2 separate regions of the Homo sapiens genome follow, and region 2 is linked to region 1. A link is an interaction called in ENCODE POLR2A ChIA-PET data of the cell type or tissue named here. Cell type or tissue: K562. All regions are shown on one strand. Links, peaks and the distances in the headings refer to the core of each region. The heading gives the core; the rest is flanking DNA. Region 1 holds the start of LINC00885 (long intergenic non-protein coding RNA 885). Region 2 has its middle 11 kb from the start of TFRC.

Evidence for each region. Peaks named below come from ENCODE experiments on the same cell type or tissue, not always from the same donor. Only the 100,000 strongest peaks of a DNase experiment are listed, where the experiment ranks them.
Region 2: POLR2A ChIA-PET joins it to region 1 with 10 read pairs; 7 of 35 experiments call an interaction of 5 or more read pairs at or near these places.

Annotation. Positions count from the first base shown.
Region 1 is chr3:196,142,032-196,144,937 of GRCh38, forward strand. LINC00885 (long intergenic non-protein coding RNA 885) reads left to right here and starts at 605. Exons shown (of 3, transcript NR_034088.1): 1 at 605-969; 2 at 1,875-2,346. In K562, for the core only: no CTCF peak of the experiment used is centred there; DNase peaks (open chromatin) are centred at 660, 1,373 and 1,922; H3K4me3 peaks cover 2,282 bases.
Region 2 is chr3:196,091,653-196,094,558 of GRCh38, forward strand. No RefSeq gene overlaps it. Among named protein-coding and RNA genes, the nearest start is that of TFRC, 11 kb to the left of the region's middle. RefSeq lists a silencer at 789-977. In K562, for the core only: a CTCF peak has its summit at 706; no DNase peak of the experiment used is centred there.

The sequences.
Region 1 (2,906 bases), core at 116-2,615:
GAAAGAGAGAGAGAGAGAAAGAGAGAGAGAGAGGAAAGAAGGAAGGAAGGAAAGAAAAGAGAGAGAGAGAGGGAGGGAGGGAAGGGAGGGAAATGAGGGAAGCTAAGAGGGGGTTGGGCTGCAAATCCTATCTCTGGGCAGCGGGTCTGGGCCCCTCGTCCCTGCAGCAGGTCTGGGCCCCTCGTCCCTGCAGCGGGTCTGGGCCCCTCGTCCCTGCAGCGGGTCTGGGCCCCTCGTCCCTGCAGCAGGTCTGGGCCACTCTTCCCTGAGTTTGATGCTTGGTTTGGAGTCAGGGCTCTGAGCCCAGAGTCCCTGTGGAAAACACATCCCTCCACTGACTATGGCCTCTGTCCCACAACCTCCCCCCTCCCCAGGCCTGTGTGTGTTTAGACAGCTTGCCCTGCATTTTTAGAACAATTTTTAACTTGTAGGCTGTACCTGCGGAACCAGAATGTCTGGCCAAGACCTGTTACCTAACAGCCTCAGACCATTTGGGTGCCAACAGCAACTGCAGCTCTGGCCCAAGCCAGGTGTGGGCTGACCTAGCCAGGGAGCGGGGAAGTGAAAGGAATGGGTCCCTTCCCACTCAGAGGGCGGAGCCCCCACTTCTGGTGAGAGAAAGCTGAGCAGAATGGATCTAATCTGATTCCTCCACCCAGAAGCCCTTAAAATGCAGCTTTGTTTTAAGCCTTCTTGAAGATTTGGGCTAGATCTAGAAAAGAACCTCACCACGGAGGATGTGCAAAGTACAACACGTGACCCCGGAGACGGAAGCTCTTCTCTACCTCCGTAAAGATGATCTCTGATGAACAGACATGATCATGCCTGGAGAACAGGGATGGACAGTCCCGCTTCTGAAAGACCCTGTCTGGCTGATGATTCATGGTGCGCCGGGCAGACCCCAGGCCAAGAGACCCCACCCACAGTACCTGAGTGCTCAGCTGGGAACCAGACCAGACCTCAAAACAGGTTTGCAGAATTAAGATGAGGAGCTGAGCTCAACACAGCCTCCGCAGCTCCCCAGGGCGGGCCTGAGCCGAGGGAGAGCCCATGGCCATCAGGGTGCTGGAATGCATGTCACACTGCATTACGTGCATTACGATCCACGCTGCAATGACAGCCCAGAGCGTGGAGAACCCAGAGAGGGTGGGGAGATGGAATCCCGGCGAGCCAGCGCTGGCAGGGACCACGGGGAGCAGCTGGTCCAGCCGCCGGTTTTCCAAGAGAGAAGACTAAGAAGTGAGTCACTTGCCCACAGCCACAGAGAGAAGGAGGGCAACGAGGCCGGCAGGTCAGCAGCGAGCAGTTAGTTCAAGGCCTTGAGGGCTTCCACTAACTTTGAAGGGCGAGGATGGGCGGAGCTCTGGAGGCCGCCGGGGTAGGTTCGAGGGGAGTGTTCAAGAAGCCTCTTTTTTTTTTTTTTTTTTTTTTTTTTTTTTTTTTTTGAGACGGAGTCTTGCTCTGTCACCCAGGCTGGAGTGCTGTGGCGTGATATCGGCTCACTGCAACCCCCACCTCCCAGGTTCAAGAAATTCTCTTGCATCAGCCTCCGGAGTAGCTGGGATTACAGACACCCGCCACCACACCCGGCTAATTGTTGTATTTTTAGTAGAGACGGGGTTTCACCATGTTGGATAGGCTGGTCTCAAACTCTTGACCTCAGGTGATCCACCCGCCTTGGCCTCCCAAAGTGTTGGGATTACAGGCCTGAGCCACCACAACAAGCCAAGAAGCCCTTTTTGTAGAGTTCTAATCCTGGGTCTGCGGCTGAGCCATGGTTGTGTTCACAAAGCAGAGCAATCAACCGGGCATAGGGATGGACCTCCTGGGGCCAAAATGGCGGCTGACATCTCCACCCTGACCTTTCTTCTCAGGTTCCCAAGGTTACCACCCAACCCTGCCAACTTTCGCACCCCGCAAGGAGCAAGACCCCGCCCGCTCACCACCTGCCTGTGCAGCCAACGGGCCTCGCTGAGCTGCCCTGGGCCGCTCCCTCCATTCACACAGTTGGCCCTCCCTCTCCCTGCCTCCCTTCGCCTACCCCACGAACTACTTCATCCCTCTGGGCCGGCACTGTAGAAGCCCCATTGTTCACATCGACCTCCCAATTATCTCCTCTTTCCCTCTCCCTCTGCTCCTGCCCAGACCAGCCCCCCAGCATTGACCTGGATGCCTGCCACAGCCTCCTCCCTGGTCTCCGGCCTCCCACCTCTGCTCCTCGGTCTCCTCTACCCAGCCAGTAACTGCAGAGAGCACTAAAGCACAGTCCTGGCATCTCACCCCCTTAACCCTGGCCACGGCTTCCCAGTGCCTCCAAGATAAAGCACCAACACCTGAGGACAGCAGGTGAGTCCTCCCGGAGCTAGCTCTCCCCCACCTTCCTGTCACCCTCTGCCCCAGGCTCTGCCCGTGCTGCTGCCCCCTGAACCCACACTTCCGTCTTTTGCTTTCCCTTTCCCTGGGATGCTCTTATACCCCCTGGCCCCCTGGGATATCTTCTCATCTGTTAAGTCTCAACCCAGAGCTGCTTCCTCTGGGAAACCCTCATTGGTCTCCTCGGGCAGAGGCTGGTGTTTTTCTCTCATGCGTCCTCGGGCAGAGGCTGGTGTTTTTCTCTCATGCGTCCTCGGGCAGAGGCTGGTGTTTTTCTCTCATATGCCTGCAACAGCCTGGGATTTCCTCTCTCAGCGCTTTTTTTTTTTTTAATCAAAAAAATTTCGACGGGGAGACAGGATCTCACTATGTTACCCAGGCTGGTTGTGAACTCCTAGCCTCAGGTGATCCTCCTGCCTCGGCCTCCCAAAGTGCTGGGACGACAGGCATGAGCCACCGTGTCTGGCCCTCTCAGCACTCGCTACCGAGGGTGTTCTAATACTTCATTCGCCTGCTGTGGGAGGCAGCCTCTA
Region 2 (2,906 bases), core at 276-2,775, 50 kb before region 1:
AATGTGATATCCAGGTACTGTTACAGTCTACTATAGCGTATGAAGAGGATCTGTCCCCGCTTATCACCAGTCTAATTCAGCTGGAGGTGGAAAAGAGCCTGATCTATTTGGCTAGGAACATCCTTGCCTTGGAGCTGAATAAAAATAGCCAAGGTTTATTGTACATCTACCAGGTGCTCCATTCTAGCGCCTTTAAACATATGAGCTCATGCAATCCTCAGAACAATTCTTAAAAATAAATTCTTAAAAAAAATTAAAAACTCTTAAAAATAAAGAGGTAATCCCATTTTCAGGTGTGGAAACTAGCTTAATACAGAAGTAAAGTAACTTGCCCCATGTCACATGGCTAATAAATAGTGACAGCAAGAATTCAAGCCTAGGTCATCTAGCTTCTAACCTGGCCCTAAAAAATTCCACTACACTGCCTCCTTACAAACCCAGGCATGACACAGACTGACTGCACCACCCGCACAGCTCTGCAGACACCTCCCCAGGGAAGAATTTCTATTCAAGAGGTACAGGGACCATCTAGGTGGAACCATTTGAGAAGATCTAGTATCTGAGGGATCTATTTTTTTTCACTTCAGATTTAAGTTAATTTCAAAATTTGGATTCATATTCCTATGTGGGGAATCCCAGATATTTCTTTCTTTTCTTTCCTTTTTTTTTTTTTTTTTGAGACGGAGTTTCACTCTTCTTGCCCTGGATGGTGCAATAGCGCCATCTCAGCTCACTGCAACCTCCACCTCCTGAGTTCAAGCAATTCTCCTGCCTCAGCCTCCCAAGTAGCTGGGATTACAGCCATGCGCCACCACGCCCAGCTAATTTTTTTTTTTTTGAGACGGAGTCTCTCTGTGTCACTGAGGCTGGAGTGCAGTGGTGTGATGTCGGCTCAGTGCAACCTCTGACACCAGGGTTCAAGCGATTCTCCTGCCTCAGCCTCCTGAGTAGCTGAGATTACAGGCAAGTGCGACCACACCCGGCTAATTTTTGTATTTTTAGTAAAGACGAGGTTTCACCATGTTGGTCAGGCTGGTCTCGAACTCCTGACCTGATCCACCCGCCTCGGCCTCCCAAAGTGCTGGGATTATAGGCGTGAGCCACCGCGCCTGGCTAGAATCCCAGATACTTCTAAAAATAAGAGTTTGTAGTACAACTGATGCTCCAGAAATCTGGGTACCATTTGACAGAAATGCAGTGCATTCATATTGTCCCTGCAAGCTAGCTCATTTGCTTAAATTTCCAGAATGCGTACCTACCTTTGATAAGGAGAGTTATTGAATTGATAAAATTATCGTATGAATGTATATATATTAAACATTGTTTCTGGGCCGCATGGCAAAACCCTGTCTCTACAAAAAAATACCAAAAAAAAAAAAAAAATGCCAGGCATGGTGGTACACTCCTGAAGTCCCAGCTACTTGGGAGGCCGAGGCGGGAGGATCCCTTGAGCCCAAGAGTTTGAGGCTGCAGTGAACCGTAACCATGCCACTACACTACACTGGGAACAGAGTAAGAGCCTGTCTCAAAAATAAATAAATAAATACTTCAAAAAAAAAAAAACTTTGTTTCCAAAATATAAATTAGTCAGTTTGGTTTTTCTTATTTGCATCTTTATCTTTCTTTCTTTTTTTGTAGAGACAGGACCTTGCTATGTCGACCAGGCTGGTCTTGAACTCCTGGCCTCAGGCTATCCTCCCACCCTGGCCTCCCAAAGTGCTGGGACTGCAAGCATCAGCCACTGTACCCCGCCTCTTATTTGTATCTTCTTTTGACATCTGAGCTTGCAACTCTCACTTATGTCTGAGTTTCCCTTCCTCTATGGCTGGGACCTTAAGCAATAATACTTCTGATAAACTGTGCGCCAGATGGCCAAACATTGCCTAAAAAAAATGACTAAGAAAGAGGCCTTTGAAAAGAACATTGTGAAGTGGGGATGACTGATGATGTAAATAGGAAAAATGAACAAATGTGTGAAGAAAACATTTGCAAACAGACGTCTACATCTAAATCCCAAGTCAGCAAATCTAGTATTCAGGAAAAATACCAAATAGGCAGAAACTTTTTGGTTTCTTCAGCTTTAATATACACAGTAGACAAATTTTCCTTTGGTTTGGAAAATGTTCCTGCCAAAACTTGTATTTCTTATACATGGAAATGTGGTCAAGGAGGCAGCTGTACAGTGGTTACATTTGTGAGAGCTGGAGTGGCTTCCCTTGGTTCATCTCACACAATCCCCTAAGTGGTAGGAAGACCCGTATCCCAGGGCTGGGGTGCCCAGGTGTCAGAGTGCGGTAACGTTCGCTGAGCACCTATGGTGTCCAGGTACTGAGCTGGGAACTTATATTTGTATCATCTTACTTTGGCCCCCAACAATTCTGTGAAACAGGTATCATACCTATTTTATAGATGAATAAGTAGAAGTGTGAAGAATATAAAAGGATTGGCTGAAAGTGGCACAGCTTTTAAATAGCAAGACCCTAACTTCAGATCTCTGTGATTTCTGTTTTTTTTTTTTTTTTTTAAATAAATGTTAAGAGATATAGCAATGGGGATCTCACCATGTTGTCCAGGCTGGTCTCAAACTCCTGGGCTCAAGCAATCCTCCCTCCTTAGCCTCCCAAAGTACTGGGATTACAGGTGTGAGCCACCATGCCTGGCCAGGTTTCTGTATTAAAACCACTTTTTACTATATCTCAGGTATGGAAATATGAAAACACTGTTGTAGCAGGCGGGTAGTTGAAGCTCTGCACTCAGGGTAGGCTGACGTACTGCCAGGCTCTGACCAGGACCTTACAACAATACCCATCCTTGGAAGGTTTGAGTCAACTTTATAGCTGAATTTGATGCCAGGAGCACAAAGCAAAAGATCCCCATATATAAAGACAAGGTTATAAGGTACAGTG